Linked DNA regions of Mus musculus: all the other regions are linked to region 2. A link is a loop called in an ENCODE intact Hi-C map of the cell type or tissue named here. Cell type or tissue: heart. All regions are shown on one strand.

Evidence for each region. Peaks named below come from ENCODE experiments on the same cell type or tissue, not always from the same donor. Only the 100,000 strongest peaks of a DNase experiment are listed, where the experiment ranks them.
Region 1: a loop joins it to region 2, with 4 times the contacts of the local background. A loop is called at or near these places in 6 of 42 quality-filtered maps.
Region 3: a loop joins it to region 2, with 2.3 times the contacts of the local background. A loop is called at or near these places in 6 of 42 quality-filtered maps.
Region 4: a loop joins it to region 2, with 9 times the contacts of the local background. A loop is called at or near these places in 14 of 42 quality-filtered maps.

What each region holds. Positions count from the first base shown.
Region 1 is chr5:64,341,951-64,346,950 of GRCm38, reverse strand. Tbc1d1 (TBC1 domain family, member 1) reads right to left here. Exons shown (of 22, transcript NM_001310611.1): 21 at 1,526-1,699. Among named protein-coding and RNA genes, the nearest start is that of Gm43837, 34 kb to the left of the region's middle. In heart, a CTCF peak has its summit at 2,429; DNase peaks (open chromatin) are centred at 1,330 and 2,500; H3K27ac peaks cover 3,240 bases.
Region 2 is chr5:64,286,567-64,291,566 of GRCm38, reverse strand. All of the region lies in intron 14 of Tbc1d1 (TBC1 domain family, member 1), which reads right to left. Among named protein-coding and RNA genes, the nearest start is that of Gm38634, 32 kb to the right of the region's middle. In heart, a CTCF peak has its summit at 2,130 (motif pointing left); DNase peaks (open chromatin) are centred at 1,456, 2,146 and 3,336; H3K27ac peaks cover 783 bases.
Region 3 is chr5:64,958,182-64,963,181 of GRCm38, reverse strand. It overlaps Tlr6 (toll-like receptor 6), which reads left to right and starts at 3,134. Exons shown (of 2, transcript NM_001359180.2): 1 at 3,134-3,159. In heart, a CTCF peak has its summit at 3,056; DNase peaks (open chromatin) are centred at 2,211 and 3,081.
Region 4 is chr5:64,863,938-64,868,937 of GRCm38, reverse strand. No RefSeq gene overlaps it. Among named protein-coding and RNA genes, the nearest start is that of Gm31889, 13 kb to the left of the region's middle. In heart, a CTCF peak has its summit at 2,113 (motif pointing right); DNase peaks (open chromatin) are centred at 2,107, 3,487 and 4,067; H3K27ac peaks cover 1,785 bases.

The sequences.
Region 1 (5,000 bases), 55 kb before region 2:
CAAAGGGAGAAAATACATATGGGATACATACTTACAGAGAGAATCATGAGGAAACCACCTCTGCATTAGCACAGAGCCTAACCACACGCCACAATCCCTTGCCCATGTTTTCGGGAAGGGCAATGTGCTACTCAGCTTGTGCCCAGCACAGCACAGGCTCAGTACCTACAGTGGGCTAGCAACCCTGGATAAGACTCTCCTAGAAGTGTAGGAGCCCTGGCTCCAGAGAGCATGAGTGACCTTCAGTATGCCGGCTTCTCAGCAGTGACTCACAGCCCCCTCAGACAGAAGCAGTGTGTGACTGCTTTCAAACCTCCAACTACGGACCCAGGATTAGCCTAACCCAGGAACCTGTGTGTACTTCTGCTCATACAAAGCTGCGGCTTCACAAAGCAAAGCGGAACTCTGTGGGACATGCTCACCTCAAGGTCTAGGTCAGGGTCTACTGCACAGTATGCCCTTGTGGGACAGAGCAGGCTCTCTGTCCCCTTTAACTTCCCTTCAGGTGACAGCTGAGACTTCTAGGGAAGAGTGTAGCAGCATATTTTTAGTAAGGACAGACTAAATAGTGGGACTTCAGATGTTCCTGGCAGTTAGGATGAGCAAGGGAAGCATTTTGATTTCGCACGCTCCTGTGGTTGAGGACTGCTGAGAGAAGGGCATCTGGGGGTGTGTGGGGGGGGAGCAGAGTACTCAAATGCCCACCTTTCTCACTTTATGGACAAACTCAGCAAGTGGCGGCTTTCTATGGGGAAAGATCAGAACCAGATATGGATGGAGAACATTTCTATGGAGCCAAGAGCCTCCATTAATAACCTATTTTAAAAGTGTCACTCTAATAATTTCTGAACACGGACACATTCTCTCATTTATACTATCAAACAAGGAGAATTCATGGTTACTTAGTGCCAATGGACTGACAGAGAAGCCACGCCCTGCAGTGACTTTTGCACACCTATCAGGGTCATTCCCTCTCCCTTCTGCATGGACTATTTATAGTGCTGGTCTTGTGTCCTTACCTGCATTCACCCACTTAAGATGGGGGCGGGGTGTACAGGAGAACTATGCCGCTTAATAAACCTTCGCATCCGAATCAGACTTATAAATAAGCATCAACTGTTCTGATTTAGTTCGTTAGATAGATTTCTAAGTTACTTCCTTCCTTCAGTATCTCTCCAAGGACCTGGCCTGTTTCCCCCCCAGGCAACAAAAGCTTAAGACTCTCTCATCATTATTCAAAGCACAATTGTTGGCAGTCAGCATCTGGGGCCAAGCTGGTCTCCTGCAAAGCTTAGTGTAGAAAGAGCCTCTCAGAAAGCTCCTGGACTGTCTGACCGTGGCAAGGACACTGTCTGCTCTGCAATAAAAGGGCTGATTCTCCTGGGACACCTCTGATCGCAACTACAAAGAGCGCGGGGTGGGAAAGGTCCTGCGGTCCTGGGAAAGCCCGGGCTGCTGGTGCCTTTGGTGAGTTAATGAGCGACTACACAGAGGCTCGGGAAGCCGCTCGGCAAATATGCTCTACCTGCAACTGCTCCAGGAGGTCAAGGTTCTGTTTGCGCAAGCTGCTGTTGGTTTTCTCCAATTTCTCCATTCTTTGGTTGTCACTGAGAGGCGAGGACTCAATAAGCTCCTCCTGGAGCACGTGGTACTCGACCTCATAGGCCTGGAGCTGCTTGGCGATGTCCATCTCAAACACCTGTTGGGTAGAGAAGCCACCAGGCTGAGTCACTGAGACAGGCCTCCCACGGGCACAGGTACCTGTGCTCACGCGCACGCGTGGAAGCACACGGAGAGGAGAAAACTCAGCTCTGACAAGGTCAATGGTTTTACACGGTGAGGACAACAAACACCTAGAGGTAATTGCAAAGGAAAAGAATAAATATAGGTTCTAACACGCTTCTACAAGGCCAAAAAGATTTAAAAAACAAAAAAACTTTTCAAGGCCTAGAGAGACAGCTCAGCAGTTAAAAGCACTGGCTGCCCTTCTCGAAGATTCAGGTATAATTCTCAGCACCCACTGGTGGCTCCTAGCTGTAACTCCAGTTCCCAGGGGAGCTGACACCCTCTTCTGGCCTTCATAGGCACCAGGCACTCAGGGGCACAGACAAGACTTTCAAAACTGTAGTTCTTAGCGGCTTTCCCTGCAAATGCTATGAAATACGCTGACTATAGGTTAAATGTGACAAAGGACTCATGTTCTGTTTGCAAGGTCACCACATTTAGTTACAATTCAGCTGGGTTTTTAAGAATTGTAAGAATGACAAAGTAATGGGACTGTTTATAGAAAAAGTCCTCTTGACCCAGATCTGCAGAAATGAGCCAATCCCAACTGTCACTCACACATGGATGAGCAGAGCCGGCTCTCTTCCTTTAACAGCAACAGTGACAACAGAGCCACACTTGTGAAACAAGCCCAAAGTGCAGACGCCACCCAGGGGGCAGTGTCTGCACTTTCTCCTGAGGAGGAAGAGCGACAGGGCTGGAGTGGGCCCAGTGTGAGTCAGCAGACTGCTGCTCACTGCAATGCCCTCTCTCCAATAAGGTAAGCCTGCAGGCTGAAGTCACCCAGCAGAGGCCTATAACAGGTACTTTCCTGATACTGCTGTGACAAAATGGTCAATGAAAGTAACAAAGAACAAAGGGTTTATTTTGGCCCAGTTCATGAGGTGGAGAGCCTGGGCGTCTGGAGCCTGAGGTGGCAGGAGACAGAGGAGTCTGGAGCCTGAGGTGTCTGGAGCCTGATGTGGCAGGAGCCTGAGGTGGCAGGAGACAGGGGTGTCTGGAGCCTGAGGTGGCAGGAGGCTAAGGTGTCTGGAGCCTGAGGTGGCAGGAGACAGGGGTGTCTGGAGTCTGAGGTGACAGGAGACAGGAGTGTCTGGAGGCTGAGGTGTCTGGAGCCTGAGGTATCTGGAGCCTGAGGTGGCAGAAGCCTGAGATGGCTGGGTACAATACACGCACAGCCAGGAAGCCTAGAGCCAAGTGTAGCAGCTCAGTTCACTGTCTCCTTTCTCCTCCCGGGAGCTGTCTCTCCTGGGATGGCACTGTCCGAATTTAGGGTAAGTTTTCTCACTTTAATTAGCCTAATCTGGAAACTGTCTTAGACCAGTCCTAAGGTGATTCTATCTTGGCAAGCTGACAGTCGAAAGCAACCATCACAACTCTCAAGGTGGTCTGGCAGTCTAGAACACTCTTCTGAGAATGGAGTTGCGGCTTCTGAAGGACAGAAGCTGTACTCTACTGCATTTCCTAACTAATGCAGCCAACACCCTTCCTAGCTGTGGGACGCCAGCTTTCCCCTAGGGTCCCCTACAGGGTTCCCTTCCCTATGAGCACTGAAGCTGTCCTACAAAGCCCTGCCACATTCCTGCCATTCCCAGTTGTCTTAAAAAAAAAAATTCAGCTTCCTAGTTTTCAGGTTAACTCCATGATTAATACTAAGTAGATTCAAAAGTTAGTCTATGCAAATACTAAGTCCCGTGCTGTCACGTCTACCTGATTTCTTTTTGTTCCTGAGAGGCTCAGTGGGCACCATTAGCATTTCCCATCCCTGGTGACAGCTCAGGCTGGGAGTCAGCTTTGCCCCTGAGGATCTGAGGGACTCAGTCTCTCTGGGCCTCAGTTCCTGGCCTCCCACACAGGGCGTAACACCTACCTCCCCGCACTGAGCTGGGGGTGAAGGGATACAGTTCACAGAGGTTCCGGTGCATGCCTGGAAAGCCTCCATCTTAGCTGGACCTTCTGGAACTGAACCTCGTATCTCAGCAGAACTGCAATGGATATGCACTGTGGGGTTCCCACTGCCATGAAAGTGCTCCTGTGTAATTCTGAGGATGGAAAACTCACTGAATGTAAAGATCATTTCCTCTCCTGGGAAACTTGGCACCAAAGTCTCTGGCCTTTTCTACAGAGTTAGGACGACATGTTAAGCTAAGCTGAACCACAGGCTGTGCCCTTCTGCGCCTTCATGAGTTCTTAATAAATATCTTGGGTTCTCACTGTCTCAGTGTAATTGTTCTGTGCCCCAGGAATGGTCCAAACCCACAGCAGACTGTCTGGTGGGGCAAGAGCCCTATTCCTTGAGTAGGGCTTCCCTTGGCCAAGGGACTGAAGAATAAAGGGATGGCAATCAGGACCTTGTTCTTACCTACTTACAGATCACAAGTGACTGACTGATGCAGAAAGGCCTAAGATTAAAGTCTGACTCCACAGTGGTACCTCAGAAAAGCACGATCCATGAACTAAAGACCAAATGTTAGACACTGGGGGGCTGATAGGAAGGGGTTCACTTGTAGAAGCCCAGCTTCTCTCCCTCTGAGCTGTCTAAAACCCAGGCCCTGAGCAGCGTCACTCCACAGCCCACAAGGAGCAGCCCTTGTCTTCTTTAGTCTGGCTCCATATCAGATCCCACCTCAAACCTTCCACTCCTTCCTGCCTCTCCATTTCTCCACACTTTTCAGAAAACTGTGTTGCCAGAGTTTTGGTGTTGAAAAGAGCATTTTCTTCTGCTTGTCAAAGTAGGAATTATTCACTTCCTTATGCTCAGTTTTTGTCAGAAAGACATCCCGTCAGCTTTATTACTGAAGCAATAAAGCCCCAGGCAGGAAGCGTGGAGGGCAAAACCCCCAGTACAGCTTCCGTCGTCTTTACACTGCCTTTCCTCGTCACTGTTCTACGCGTACTTCCCTAGCTGTAACACAACTAACACCAAATATCCTATCCCACCTACCGTTTTTCTCATAATCTTATGTTCTAAGGGCTTTCTTGTGTGGCACCATGTCCCGGTAACTATCAGTACAAATGGCTTCACGATTCCCCACCAGCATACCGAAAACATATCAGACCACTCAATAACGTTTGCCATCTTGAAGTTTCCAATTTTTTGATATTACAAGCATGACTCTTCAGAGAACTTCCTTACACATAGGCTTTCCCTGTGCTTGGGGCCAGCTCCTAAGGATGCATCCCGATAGTTGGGACTATGGCATCAGAAGGGTCTG
Region 2 (5,000 bases):
TTCCCTATACTCTCCCCCCGCCCTGCTCCCCTACCCACCCACTCCCACTTCTTGGCCCTGGCATTCCCCTGTACTGGGGCATATAAAGTTTGCAAGACCAAGGGGCCTCTCTTCCCAATGATGGCCGACTAGGCCATCTTCTGCTACATATGCAGCTAGAGACATGAGCTCTGGGGGTACTAGTTAGTTCATATTGTTGTTCCACCTATAGGGTTGCAGACCCTTTCAGCTCCTTGGGTACTTTCTCTAGCTCCTCCATCGGGGGTCCTGTGTTCCATCCTATAGCTGACTAATGATCATCCACAAAACCCCTTTTCCATCAATGCTCAGAACAGCACTATTCTTAATAGCCAAGAGGTGGAAACAACTCACATTGTCTACTGACTGGGAGACATTAAACAGAATGTAACATGTCCACAGGTCGGAGCATTAGTTTCCATCAGAGAATAAGGCACTGACATGACACAAGACTTAGAGAACATCATGAGAAGTGGGAGGAGCCAGCAGAGGGACCACAAATTCTGTGGATGCATTTACAGGAAGTGTCCAGGATAAGCAAATCTGCAGAGACATGGTAGATTAGTGGCTGCCTGTCAGCTAGGGGTGGGGACAATGGACTGAGAAGTGATGGTTAGAAAATTCTTTATCTAGTGATTTAAGGATTTTTAACTTGTACTACAGTAATTACTATAGTAATAGCTGCTCAGTACTCTGACTGCATCTCTAAAAATAGTAATACTGAACTGTGGGCTTTAAATGGGTGATTTGTACAGTATACAAAATATATCTCAATAGAGTTGCTTTGTAAGTAAAAATAAACTGTGTTTTCCAAGGAAAGAATCCCTTCCCAGAGCTCATGCTGCCCTCCCCTTCGGGGCCATCCCTGTACCTAGGGACGCTAGAGGGTGTAGAGCTTCGGGGCCAGCAGGCTGGTGCAGTAGGAACTGTCAGCAGACATTCACGGGAGGGAAAGCTGGGGGTACAGAACAGTACCTACAGGACATGGAGCCTCTGTGCTGGTCATACTCAGACCAGACTGCACTAAGTCCACAGATTTGATTCCCCTGAAAACACTGTAAACTTCTTGCCATTGTCTTATTTAAACTCAACAGCTTATTGAAACCTTGAATGGTAACAAATTAAGCTAGAGAAGAAAATCACATCTGTAATTCCAGTACTCACAGGATTGGGAGTTCAAGGACAGCCTTAGCTACACAAAGTTCAAGACCAGTATGAACTATGTGAGACCCTGTCCTCGCCACAAAATTTAAAATGAGAATGACAAATCAAAACGTCCACTTTGGACTTTGTCCTGGGGGCATGCTCTGAGCAGTCACTTGACCCTAAGGAGGAAGTCCCTGGCAGCTGGATGCTGCAATCAAGTCCTGGTCACCTGACTCCCAGGACCCCCAGCTCCCACACTGCAGTATAGAAGCCTCAGCTCTACTCCTCGAGCCTTGCTAGCAAGCAGAAGTGGTCGAACTTGCTGTCTGAATTCCAGAGGTGCATCAGGAAAAGCTGACAGGGCTGCCTTAGCAGTGTTAACAAGTGCAGGCAGGAGCAGCCAGCCAAGGCCAGTCACAGTGGCTTCTAGGATGATATGCCAAAGACAACACATACAAAAACAAACACAAAACAGAAGAAAAAACAAAACAAAACCAAAAAACCAAAAACTTCACATGAACAATCAAATCCTTGGTTTGAAAACTCCATCTCAAGACAGATCTTTATTCACCACCGAAAAGCAAAGTTAAATAAAACTGAAGGAAAACCAATCTTGCCAGGGGAGGTGGCACATGCCTGGAACTCCAGTATCTGTGAGGCTAGGGCACAGGCTGCCAAGTAGCACTACAGAGCCAGACCCATCTCAAAGAGGAGAAATTAAAAATAATCACATCTGTCAACTGGACACTACCTGCTTCTGCCGTTGCCATAAAACCCTGAAGAAAGGGAGACTAGTCCCATAAAGTCCTACAGAACCCACAACTCCCTATTCAAATAAGTTACAAGTGGGCAGAAGGACAACTATCTTAACTCAAACACAACAGTACTGGGGAAGAAAGCAAGCTCTTTCTTGGGGATGGGAGAGCAGAGCCACCAAGACCAGGGAGAAACACTGCCACCAAGTGGTGACAGGCTCTCCAGTCACCCGAGGTTGCCTGGTCTTGATGTGGCAGCAATCCCAGTTTTGGAGAACTCACATGAGTCTGGCCTGTGAGAGGACAGCCTGGGTACTTAAGAATCTCCCCAGAAGACCAGGGATAAAGTCCATATGGTTGAGTACTTGCCCCGCAGGCATGCAGCCCTTAGTCCAACCTCCGCACTAAACAACACACAACACAAAAGCCAGAAAGACAAGCTACCAGCACCAAAAACCACCACCACCAAAAATCAGGCACGGGGGCACACCTGTGGCACCCCGGCACTCAGAAGTGGAGGGAGATTCGAGAGTTCAAGGGCAGCATCAGCTATACAGTGAGCTCAGGGGCAGCCTGGCTGACCCAGTCTCAACAATGAAGTCCCCGTGCCCAGTGAAAGACAAGCACTCCTGATCAAGAGAAAATGCAGAGATGGAGACGGCGTTTGCATTATTTCACTTATGTTAGCCATTAAAATCTCCCCGAGGTAAATCAATTTTTGAAAACAAATCAGCCACTAAGTGCTTCCCACCTTTTGCACAGTAACACAGAAGTCACACCGAAGATCCCTTACGCGCTTTAGTCTGGCCTTAAACGTTTACTTCTTGGTTCATGTGCTATCTAACCTAAAGTTCTTCAGGGTTTAGGCCGACCCAGCTGTACTCATAAGCCAAAACAAAACAAAACAAAACTCTCAGCCTTGGCTTTACTGGACTATATACTCACATAAAGGGCTTCAAGTCAATAAATCACTCTTATTTATGCCAAAAAGAGTTTCCTTCCCCTTTTCAAAACATGTCAAAATCTGAAGGCATCTATTGTTGGTAAAATGCACACTGTGATATGAAATACTTAAATGAAAAGAACTAAATGAAGGCTAAAACTGTTCCCTGGCACAAACAGAACAAAAAGATTCTCTCTGTTCCAAGTGGAGAGCTGCCTAAAAATTATTTCATAATGACAAAGAGTTCTCCTTCATATGGTACGCTGAGAAAAGAAACTAAAGGGCACGCAGCACAGACTAGCTAGTTAAGAGCTGGTTTCCAGCATCCTCTGCTGTCCTGACAATGAGGAGAGAGCCCTCGACAAGGAAAGCAGACTTGTGTAGACAGTGCATCTCTGGAACACAGCACTGGGCAAAGCCTGCCTGCAGAGGATGCCAGTAGACCGCTGCTTTCCCAGGTCCATGTTTACCCGCTTACTCGGTATCACTGTTCTCCAGTGCACCCTGCTTTCTTACACACGCATCCTTCTCATAAAAGGTCACTGGCAGCTCAGTGGTGAGCACTGGCCCAGCAGGCCCTGTCTTCGTTCCTGCCACCACAAAGAAAACAAGAAATTCATTGAGAACCGAGATTATTGGAGGCTCTTGGACCTTGGAGAGCCCTGAGTGTAGACTGCAGAGGCCCAGAGACTAGCTAGGCCTGGAAGACTCATATCATACCCACTGTGGCTGCTTTACTCTATGCCCTAACTACTCAAAATGGGCTATTCACAGCAGTATCAGTGGGAAAGAAAGCCTTTCAGAGACAGAGCTTGGGATGCAACTGGTCCCACCTCAACAATCCACCTTTCAACAAGATCACCAAAGGACCCCAATCTCATGAAAGCTAGTGAAATCCACAGACAAAACCACTTAAGAGACAAGTGTGTGCATAACTTTGCCCAGGGACAAGTGTACTGCCACCCACTTGTCTGTGGTAGGGACAACAGTGAGGCTCTGAAGACCAGAGACTTAATTCGAAGGTGGAGCATCGCTGTCCTCTACTCAGAGAAAGCAGTGTGTCTGCGTGCCCTCCGCCTAGCCCTCGGATGAGCACACTCCGCCTGCCACAGCTTCACTCTGATTTACTAGCACCTCTGCCATACCACCCGGGACAGAGTGAATCTTTACCAAGTATGGTCCTTCCAAGTGCTCAGTGCTGAGAGCCCTCACCCAGAGAGCCAGTGGCTTCCCTGGGTTTCAGAGACAACAATGGTAAGCAGCCACTACTGTGTGGGAGTACCAGTAAGCCCTGGGCTTCATATTTCAGCCACCAAGCAGCTTTTAGCATCTCCCTTCACAGTCTCTGTTTGCTTCGCTGTGGAAACACTTGTCTCGTCACAGCTGGATAGAACTTGGTTTCCTATTTATACAACTTTGCTTCCACGTGGTGAGTGCGGCATTTCATTTAACCATCTGAGATGTACCAACCCTTTGTAGGCTCAGGAGCAGTGCTAGCCCTCTCAGACTTTGCTAATTTAAACTTGTCAGTCTCACAAAACTTCAACTAGTCACTGCTGAACTCAGAAGGGGAGGGGGCCCGCCGGAGCACAGCTCAGTGGTAGAGTAGCTGCCTGACACGCGCAAGGACCTGGGTTCTATCCATAGCACGGGTGGGAGGCAGACACATTGAAGATGTTTCCTTAGCTTTATTAGACAGTGCATTTGTAAGTACAGTGTAACCCCTCCTTAGATAGGTTTCTTCAACACTATCTCACTGTTCACCCTCTAGTTCCCCTTGGTTTTATGAATTTTGTCCTTAGAAACTAATCCTCCCCACAGGATTTGGCTCAGACATAAAAATCAGAACCCCTAGTTCACAGACCACACCGCTGCTCTTGCAGTAGTATCACTACTGAACAGCAAACACATGCTTTTAAAACGACTGCAGGCTTGTGTTAGGAGCAAGGAAGGCTGAGAGCTGTCTCTGCCTTGTTCTCTTACTTAAGGAAGCAGTAAGGCTTCCTCTCAGGGTAGCTCATAGTTGGCCTCCTGGAGTGTGGAGCATAAACACAGAATGGACAATCATGGAGCGGCTGAGCTTGTACAAGGAACCACCGGAGTTGTTTACTACCCACACTTCATGACTTTCTTTCTTA
Region 3 (5,000 bases), 670 kb before region 2:
TTCAACTACCAAAACCTGAATTAGTGAAGGGCTGGTGCTCAACTTAGTGAACCAAACACCAAACCTGAAACATCAGGCAGAATGGTTGAGATCAGTTGGTGATTGATTTCAAGGACTGGTTTCAAATGCTGGAAGGAAAGACAGAGATGGGGAAATCAGAAAGTCAAGGGCAGATGCCTCCAGGGTCCTATAAGGATGCAGCTAGGAGCCAGACACCAGGCTAGTATGCAGGTCTCAGTGCCTAGATCCTCCTATGACACCAAGAGTCATGAGAAGAGCTTCAAAAATGGTGTCAACATCTGGCTCCTCTGAGCCTTTTTTAACAATTTGGGAGCACGGGAAGTGTTGGTAAGCTCCTGTTTCTAACATTCTGACTCATACTTGGTATCTCTGAGTGTCCTGTTCTTTGTCTATCTCAGGAGTGTGCACTGAGTAGTGTCTGTATCTTCCCACAGGCAGTGAGGATGCTTCGCCGTGTGCTTTCTCGTGTTAGACCCATTTCTAGCCCCGCCCCCAATCCATCCGATTATATTCTTGGCTTAATTTGTGCCCGCCCTTTGGGTTTCTCAGTCACATTTTTATTGATGTGTGGAAAACCTGACATAGTTTGGATACCATTACATGGTTGTACGCACTACAAATACCATTTTAATTCAGTCCGTGGTTTGTCTTCCCCACAAATTCAACAGCAAATGTTAGCTTTAATATCAGTACTTAATAATGTTTTCCTTCTGTCTGAACTGCGACAGGATATTAACTGGCTTTAGGCTATATTATCTTATTTATCCCACTGTGACATTTAAAAAAAATTAAAGTAGCATAACACATAAAATCGGATAGGGTGGCGCATGCTTGCAATGTCAACACCGGGGAGCCGAGGCAGGACGATATGAGACCCACTTGTAAGATGCTATCTCATAAAATATGAAACATCATATATGGTATTTTTTAAAGGACAAAGGGGGATAACATGGTGAATGGGACTCTCTCTTAGTTATGCTGGAAGACAAGAGTTCTGAAGAAAAGCATTGTATGTGTTCCAGTATATGCATGTGATAATGCTACTAGTCTCCTGTGGCCGATATAGGAAATTTCCTTTAGCCACGTGGCTTAAAACAACAGCAATGTGTTCCTCTTATGGCTCTAGAAATCAGACAGTTGGAAGTGAAGGCAGGGTGGTGCTCCCTCTGCCTTCTGGCCGCAGGCATCCATCGGCTTCTGACTCTGAACCTGAGTTCCGGCTTCTGAGTCAAATGGCTACCTCTCGGTGTCTCCTTATGTGAGACTTGGGACCTGGCACACTGTGATGCTGAGCACAGTCTTGGGACGGCCTGCCCCTGACCAGTCCATTTCTTAGCTACTCCTGAACCAGTGTGAGGTGGGGGTAGAACACTTATCTCCCAGCACCTTTATGAGTGTTGGTAAGTACTTGTAAAATGCCCAGAGTAAAGCTGGCAGGAAGACGAGCCCTGTATATGCGTGCTAGGCCATAGTTCTGCTTCCTGATTTGCTTCATGTGATCTCAATGCTCTATGATCTTTCTACTTTCCCATGTGAAAACATGGCTTTCACAGAATCCAAATCTCCTACTCTTGTGGCTTCTTTTTTTGTCAGTTATCATTCCAGCTGCTTGGTATTCATTATCATCCCTCGAAAAAAAATCACAACTCTGACTGTTCTGTAGATGAAAAAATAATCTCAGTGAGGTTACACAACTTGCCCAAAGCTACACAGTTGGCTAAGCGAGGCACTCAGCCCAATGTGTTCTCTTTTCTGCTCATTTTCCTGTCATGTGGTCCCTTCCATGTGAGTTGCATGAATTAGGTTGGCTCTACCCTTCCCCTTAGAGTTGTGACAGCTTCAACAGGAGTAGCACTTGCATCCCCAAAGGTCATCATTACTGTGCAATACAACCGAGATGTGAGTCATGTGACCGCTCTTCAATGCTAGGCGCACGTATGTGTGTGCCTGTATGCGTGCGTGCGTGCTTGCTCAAGCTTGTGTGTATACCTCTGAATCATGTGGTTTCTTAAGAAGCAGGCCCAGTGTTGCCTGCCATCCCTTGCATCTCATTGGCTCCTCTCCCCTCTGCCTAGGTCTCCAGTCGGGTCTGGATATCTCCACTCATTCGCTCCCTCCACACACTAGTTGCCAGCTTTGCCCCATCACTCCTTGCTGAGCCTCCCCAGTTCGGAGAAGACTTCCTCTTATGTTTGCTGAGTGACTATGAGCAGTAAGATGTTCTTCTTCGTTTCCTCCCGAAAGCAGAAGTGATTTCCAGCTTATCATTGGCCAACGTACAGTCTTGGTAGTTTTTTGTTTTTGTTTTTTTGTTCAAAGACGAGATGATGGTAGCCAGAGAGATCAATTAGGAGACGATCATCTAGTTAATCGAGTGAGAAGCCGGGATACAGGGACACCTGCTCAAAGTGTCTGCCCTTCATCCTCTTTGCCTTTCAGCCTTGACTAAACGTGTTTCTCAAATTCTAAACAGTCTTTAGAAAACCAAGTTCTAAGCTGCTGTGGAAGAAGACCAGCATCGCTTGCTCTTCCCGAATTAAGAACTGAAGCTCCCAGTAGTAGTGAATGTTGACAAACTGTCGAGGCTGGCTAAATGTGTATTGACACTGAAACTTCTCTTGAAAACCGGCTTTCCAAAAAGCACGCCATGAGCTTTAAGCTTATTTTGTTTTTAAAGTATCTCTGTCAGTCCCAAGGTGCTGAAACCTTGCTCGAATGACAGTGGTGATTTTGTAGGGGAAATATGAAGGATTGTCACAGCACAGAACTGAATCTCCTAACTTCTATCCTGGTGGCAATTTAAAATTCAGTCTGAAATAAAACAAAACAAACAACAAACAACAAAACTAAACAAAAATAAAAACCAAAAAGCAGACAAAACATACCTTAAATAAATACTCGTAGTAACACCAAAATGTTCATAATCTGCTTGTTTATATGAATCTAAAGATTGAAGCAAAGATTTATAGACGGCAGCTCAGAGCCCCTCTGCTTTGGAAGGGTTTTATACACGGGGTAATTCCAACGAGTACCAAGAGATGACGCCAAACCACTCCTAAGTACCGTGGTTCCCAGGCTTAGGACTAGGGTTGGTCAAGCAACTTATTTTTTCAGAGAAATTCGGAGAAGGAAGTCTTGGTAAGTAAGAAGGCTTTTCTGGATTTTTCAAATTACTGCGTTGATATTTCAATCGAGAAAGAAAATGGTACCGTCAGTGCTGGAAATAGGTAACCTTTCTTTGAAATTTTTACAAAACGATTTTGTGGCGGTGTTTTAAAGCGTGGCTGTCGTTTGGACTACCTAAGAATTTTCTGTGACTTTCGGGTAGACAGACAACAGCTGGCATTTCAGCGGTAGCCAAGGAAGTGAGTCGACTTCTGTGACTTTTCCTGTCCCGTTGGTTTGGGCTGTTTTCTCCTTTCACGAAGTTTTGTAGTCTTTTGTGGTCGTGACAGCACACTGGGCTGTGTGTATAAAAACAGTGTTCTGTTTCCTCATCACGTGGTACTATAATCTTTTATTAGTCTGTACCTCTCACTAATTTATGAGCGTTTTGGAGGAAGGATTTAATTCTGTCCCTCCTATGTGAATTCGTTTCCGCTGCGCTAGTTTTTGCCGTGCCCTTTGTCCACAGAAGAATCTGAAGAAACATTTGGTGGAAGTGACTGAGATCAAGATTCCCAAACTCTTTGTAACTTTGAATCCAGCCGGAAGCTGGCACTTGGCCTTCAAACCCAAAGTTTGACAGAGCCAGGTTTCTCTTGTGCTTGTGTTGACTTGATTACAACCCTCCCCCCCACCCCCCTTTTCTCATAGCTTTAGTTTTTACGGCGCTCCCTCCATCCGCCACCACTTTTGGTTTTGTGGTTGACTATTCTTTTCTCTTTCACTTTCTGTTTGATGTATTAAGCAAATTCTTATTGTCTCCTCATACTTCCTTTAAAATAAATAAATAAACCTTCCCCTTTGTCCCACCCATGCTACCTACGAATTCATTAAAGTCTGGGGCTGTTTGCCAGAATGTGCACCCTAGGAACATCTCGAGGTTCTGAGCATCTTCCAGGACGCGCATATCCATGTGGGGGACATGGCAGCTGAATGAATGACAGTCCCTTGAACATAGACACGTAAGCTGCCCTCGGGGGGTGGGGGAGGGGGATTTGTAGGAGGGGACCTCATCCGTGAATGTCCATTCTCTGCCACCTTGTTGAAGAGGTTGGGCCCTCTTTATGTGTGTATTTATATCATAAATAATACAAGCATGCTTGCATATAAAACTTTTTGGCGGGGTATATTTTAAGAGAGCTTTAATTGATTAGTTCTTTGAGAATTTTGAACACTGTGTTTTTCTTCGCCCCTTCCTAACTCTTAACCACCCACCCACCTGAGTGTCCCCCCAACCCACCCCCGTCCAATCCCATCAAATCCAACTTGTGCTATCCATGTACTCTTGGCTATGTTGCCTTATATTGGACTGAGTTAGGCTTACCAAGGGCTCCTCTTCTCCCGGCAACCCTCAACTGCCTCAGCACGGAGTGGAACATTATGCCCGCCTCCACACTCCAAGCTGAAATTCTGTTAGAGACAACTTTTCCCATTAATTAATTAATTAATTAATTCGCTCATTCATTTACATTACATCCCAATATCAGCTCCCTCTCCTATCAGTGCCCCCTCATGCAGCTCCTCTTCCAACTTCCCCCCTCCTCCTCCTCTGAGATGGGGGACTCCCCCCATATCACTTCACCCTGGCACATCAAATAAAGACGGCTTTTTACAAGATTGTAAGAGATAATAGCCTGAGACCCCAGAAGATGTTAAAAGTTTTGAAATTTTAGAAATACTTGAAACTGTAAAAAAGAAAATTAAATTAAGCCCTGATCCTGACATCACTGCTATTTGCATTAGGCATAATTTTTTCACATTCTTCCCCCACGGGTTTTGAGATGCTCTAATCTGTATTCTTACAAATTAGAGTC
Region 4 (5,000 bases), 580 kb before region 2:
AGTGCCAGTCAGCTTTGTGTTACTATAGCAACTGTCTGTGATGGCTACTTGTGAAAAGGTGCATTTGACTCCTTGCTTCTGAGGTTCTGCTCTACAGTCAGCTGAGTTTGGGCCTATAGTGAGGCAGTACATTGTGGTGGGAACCCACAACAGAGTAAAAGTTCTTACCTGATGGTAAGGTAGACAAGGGAAAAGATGGGCAAACTCCCAGTGACCTGAAAACTCCCACTAGGTCCTACTTCTTAAAGTCTCTATCCCTTCCCAATAATCCCACAAGTTGAAGATAAAGCCTTTAACTCACTGAGTCCTGGGGGCAGCCATATTCAATCCACAGCAATGAAGTTAGACTTTTAAAAATCAACTCTGGGTGGCTTCCACAGTGATTTTCCACCTGACTGACCTCTGAGATTTTTGTCAGCCATGAGTCTCCTTCAGCAGTACTGCCAAAGCCTCCTCCTTCTTGACTCAGAACACTAGCCCATGTTCTTGGGCCACTCCAGGATGCTAATTGCGCTCTCTCTCTCTCTCTCTCTCTCTCTCTCTCTCTCTCTCTCTCTCTCTCTCTTCAATTAGGGAGAGCATCCCAGTCCCTGGCTGTGATGGTGAGTGTTCATTGTCCTGCTGACAGCATCTGGAATCACCTGGGACAGGAGACCCTGGGCGTGCCTAGGAAGGCTTATCTTGATTAATGTAATAATCAATTGATTGGTTGATTAAGAAGGCCCATCTTCTAACTGCAGACAAGACAATTCCCAGGTAGGGGATTTTGAACTGCATACATGGACTGGAGCAGCAGCCTGTTTGGTCCCTCTGCTTTCCTGATCTATGTATGTGATGTGAGCTTCTTTCTTGACTTCAATGGAACCCTTCAACAGTGAGCAGAAATAAGCCCCTATTCTCTCAATTTCTCTTGTCTCACAGTAGCAGCAAAGCAACTAAGAGGCAGACTCACAGTTCTTCCCTTCTTTCCTTCATCCGCCCATCTGTTCATCTATCCCTTCATTCAAGCCCATCTGTCTGTCTGTCCATCCATCCCTCCATACAGTCAATACTTATCACATGCCCATTGTGTCAGGCACTGAGCTAAGATCTGGGCAGACAGAAACAGAAACAAAAGGCTTCTCCCCACTCTCTCACCCAGCGAGTGTAAGTGGAGAGGCTAGCTAGTGCTCTGGTGGGCATGTGGGGAGAGTTCCGGCTTAAGGAATGTCAGAGATGGCTCATTGCAGGCTTAGAAAAGGCCTGGCACAAGTTGTATGTCTGCGTGAAATTTTTCCACGCAAAATGCTCAAAAGCTGTTCCTGCCACACCATCGCCATGGCAAAATCTACCTTCTAGGCTTACCTGCCTGCTGCACTGTTTGGACACAGTGTCACCAGCCTGTCTAAAGCCTGCTCTGCTATCTGGGGAAGACCTGAACCCTGATCTGTTTTTCTTTGCTAGCAAGAGCGTGAGTGACTTCCTTCATCCCTTTCAAATGATGGTAAGGCTCCGTGATCCGAGCCAAAGCAGGAGTGCTTCACAGCTGAGTCACTGGACGTTGGTTGATGGACGATATTACTTGTGTGCTCTGTTATCTCTGCTGGAGCCCTCTCAGCGGCGCCTCCCTATTGATGACTCCTAAATCGTTAGAATTCCTCGTGGCCATGAGAGTGACCCTTGGGGGTTCAGACAGGGGAAGAAAGATTTCTTTTAGATGTCATTAGTCAAAAAAAAAAAAAATGTGATGATGCCATTCATAAAAGCAACCACCAGAGCATGCATGGGTAGCACACTCCTCTCTCTGGGTGGAGTACTCCACTTAGTATTGATGCAGCCCTTCCTCTAGTGTCCGGGACAGTCTTTCATTTACATCTTGCAGGTGTTCTGAGAGATAGGCTCTAACTTCCATCCCAGTCTTTCAAATAAGGATGGTAAAAGACAGATTCAATAACCCAAAGTCACAAGGAGCCAGGATTTGATGTCCCAGCCTGGCTCACAATGTCCCAGCTTTTTCCTCACTAAGCTTCACTACCATAACCAAGGACAGGAAGAGGAGCCATGGAGAAGAGGAGGGAGGACCTTAAAGCCCAGCTCTTGCTAGAGTCCTTGTTTTTTCCTGGGTCTCCAGCAGAGGGCACCCATGACTTAAATTATGTGGGTTCCCACTTGGAAAAAAAAAAAAACCCGGATCCTAAACCTTCCTTTGTCCATTAGTCTTGAAATATTTCTAGCGTACTAACTGAAGGAAAGATCCATGGGAACAAGTAAGTTGATGTTTCAGAATATTTCTTGGAGGACTTGAAAAGGGGGCATTTAACCAAGAGCCTAACAAATGAGGCTTATTCCCAGACACTACACTAGGAAAGCCTGCTCCCCATTGACTTGCAAACGCTTGACGGTATGGAGCAAAGCCCTGTGTTTAGTAGGGTTTGGGGCATTCAGCCTTCCACACCTGTGTGTTAGGGAGTTTTCTTTCTAGGGGTATTTGTCACATCCTTTGCAGGAAATTACCTCAGAGGGACAATCCTGGAAGGCCACACTGGAGGTCAGATACAGAACTCCCCCTTGCATAGAGTCTCTGTGAGGGGAATCTCTGCATTTCTTTACCCTTTCGGTACACACAGTTAACAATGAGTGTGATCTGTTTTTATTTTATGTTCACTGGTGTTTTGCCTGCATGTACATCTGTGTAAGAGTGCCAGATCTCCTAAAGCTGGAGTTGCAGCTATAAGCTACCACATGGGTGTCAGGAATTGAACCAGAGTCCTCCGGAAGAACAGCCAGTGCTCTTAACCAGTGAGTCATCTCTCTAGCTCCCTCTTTTTCGGTGTTCAAGACAGGGTTAGTCTTTGTGGTCCTGGACCTCTGTACTAAGCTGACCTGAACTCAGAAATCAGACTGCCTCTGCCTCCCAAGGACTAGGATTAAAGCCGTGCGCCACTCGAGAGCTTTTAGGGCAAATGGGCCAAGTTTTTTTTCTGGTTGTAAGAAAGTCCCGCCAACCTTCTGCACATGACCCAGCTACTCTGAGGAGACCTGATAATTTTGGGGGATCCTCAGCAGTCTGTCTGCTATAGTGTACTTGTATCCTATGAAGCCCATGTACGAAAGTCACAAGGTGATATAAGGTACTGAGGTCCTGAACGGGTGGGGCCGTGGTGTCCCGCCTCTTCTTGCTGGAACAATCACAGCATGAACCATCCCCATGACCACAGGTGGGCAGATACCAGATCTGTTAGTGCCTCGGTCTTGAACTTCCAAATTCCCAAACTCTCAACAACATATTTCTGTTGTTTGTAAAGGGTCTAAGTTTGCGACATTTTATTGCAGCAGTCAAAATAGACAAAGACACCCCCAAAGTGACTCCTTTTCTGTGCATCCTGTGACATAAGAAAGTGGACTCAGTGTTAACTCACAGGCTGCCCTGGTGGCAGCCTCCAGCCAGGGGCTAGGTTCAGAACTTAGTTCTTCCTCTTGTGGGCTCATCAGCAGCCCCTGAGCAGCCTGCTTACTGGCTCTGGACCACAGCTTCCTCACTAGCGAAATGAAAACAGTGAGCTTCGCCCTCAGCATGATCCACAAATAAGGTAAGGATCTGAGGCTTAGTGGGGGACGCAGGGCAAGCACTCTGTATGCCTCAGCGGCTGCATCTGTGCAAATCAGGGCTCCATGGAAAGGAACTTTGTCATCTCTCATTGCCGAGGTCTTCACTGATGTCCCAGCAATTTCTTCTACTCTGGGTGACACGACCAAACTTCAGTCTTCCCCAGGGAGCATGACACCCCTCCCTCTATCTTTCCCAAATGCAAACTCCCCCCACTTCTGGGTGGTGTAGAAATTCTGCTCACTGGAGTCAGGTGCCTAGGCACTTGTCCCTCAGAACCGACCAGCTTGGAGGTCAGCTGAAGTTCAGGAGGGCCTCTGTTCTAGTCACTGTTTATAGATCTGCCAGAGTTTGTAAGTCAAAGGCCCATTTGGGGCCTCCAGAGCCAAGGCCAAGAGGGCAAGCACACAATGCAGCCCTTCTTTGGAGGCCTTGTTTACCTTCCGGGAGCAGGCAGGGTGTGGCAAGAACTTCTGGGTGGCGAGAATTACAGGGTGTGGTGAGAATGTTGGGTGTGGCTGCCCAGGCCAGGCCTTGAAGAAAGCTGCCAAGCAACAAGGCAGGGGACCCAGTGGCCCAGGTCTGACTGACTGTGGGGAAGTGGCTGGTGGTGTCTGCTGAGGCCTGGCTCTGCGGTAGAGTAACTAATGCCCTGACTCCCTCACTTGCCAAACACAATAATAGGGTAACAGACCAAGAAGGTACTTCACTCAGCATGGCCCTCCATAGCTTTCCTGTCATGTTAAAAAGTAAGCCCCAGGGGGCTTCGTGAGAGTCTTGGTGCCCACATTAACTATTTTTTTTTAAAGATTTATTTATTTTATTTATATGGGTACACTGTTGCTGTCTTCAGACAGAACCAGAAGAGGGCATCAGATCCCATTACAGACGGTTGTGAGCCACCATGTGGTTGCTGGGAATTGAACTCAGGACCTCTGGAAAGAGCAGTCAGTGCTCTTTACCACTGAGCCAGCCCCCCCTCCCCCGCCTCCCCCCCCCCCTATTCATTTTGGGACCTTGGTGAAATGGCTGGAGATTCTAATGTGACATGTAGCATTTCTTCCATCCAAGCTTTGGACTGAGCCTGGATCCATCTAGGATCAAGTGACCAGAGACCTTCAACCATCCATGAGAATGTTATTTTGGAGACTGTAGAAGCTCTGGTAGGGTTTTGGGGAGAGATGAGTCTGACCTGGGAGCCAGGAAGCCACTCTCTATCCTCTAACTAACTCACTGGATGAGATATCCACCCGGAATAAGATCCAAGGGAGAGACAGAAATCCACTCCATAGTTTTATTGTAAAGACCACCGGCCATATATCCAGATGATGTTCCAACTGGTAATAAGAACACATGCTCCACTATGTTTATAGCAGCCTTATTTATAATAGCCAGAAGCTGGAAAGAACCCAGA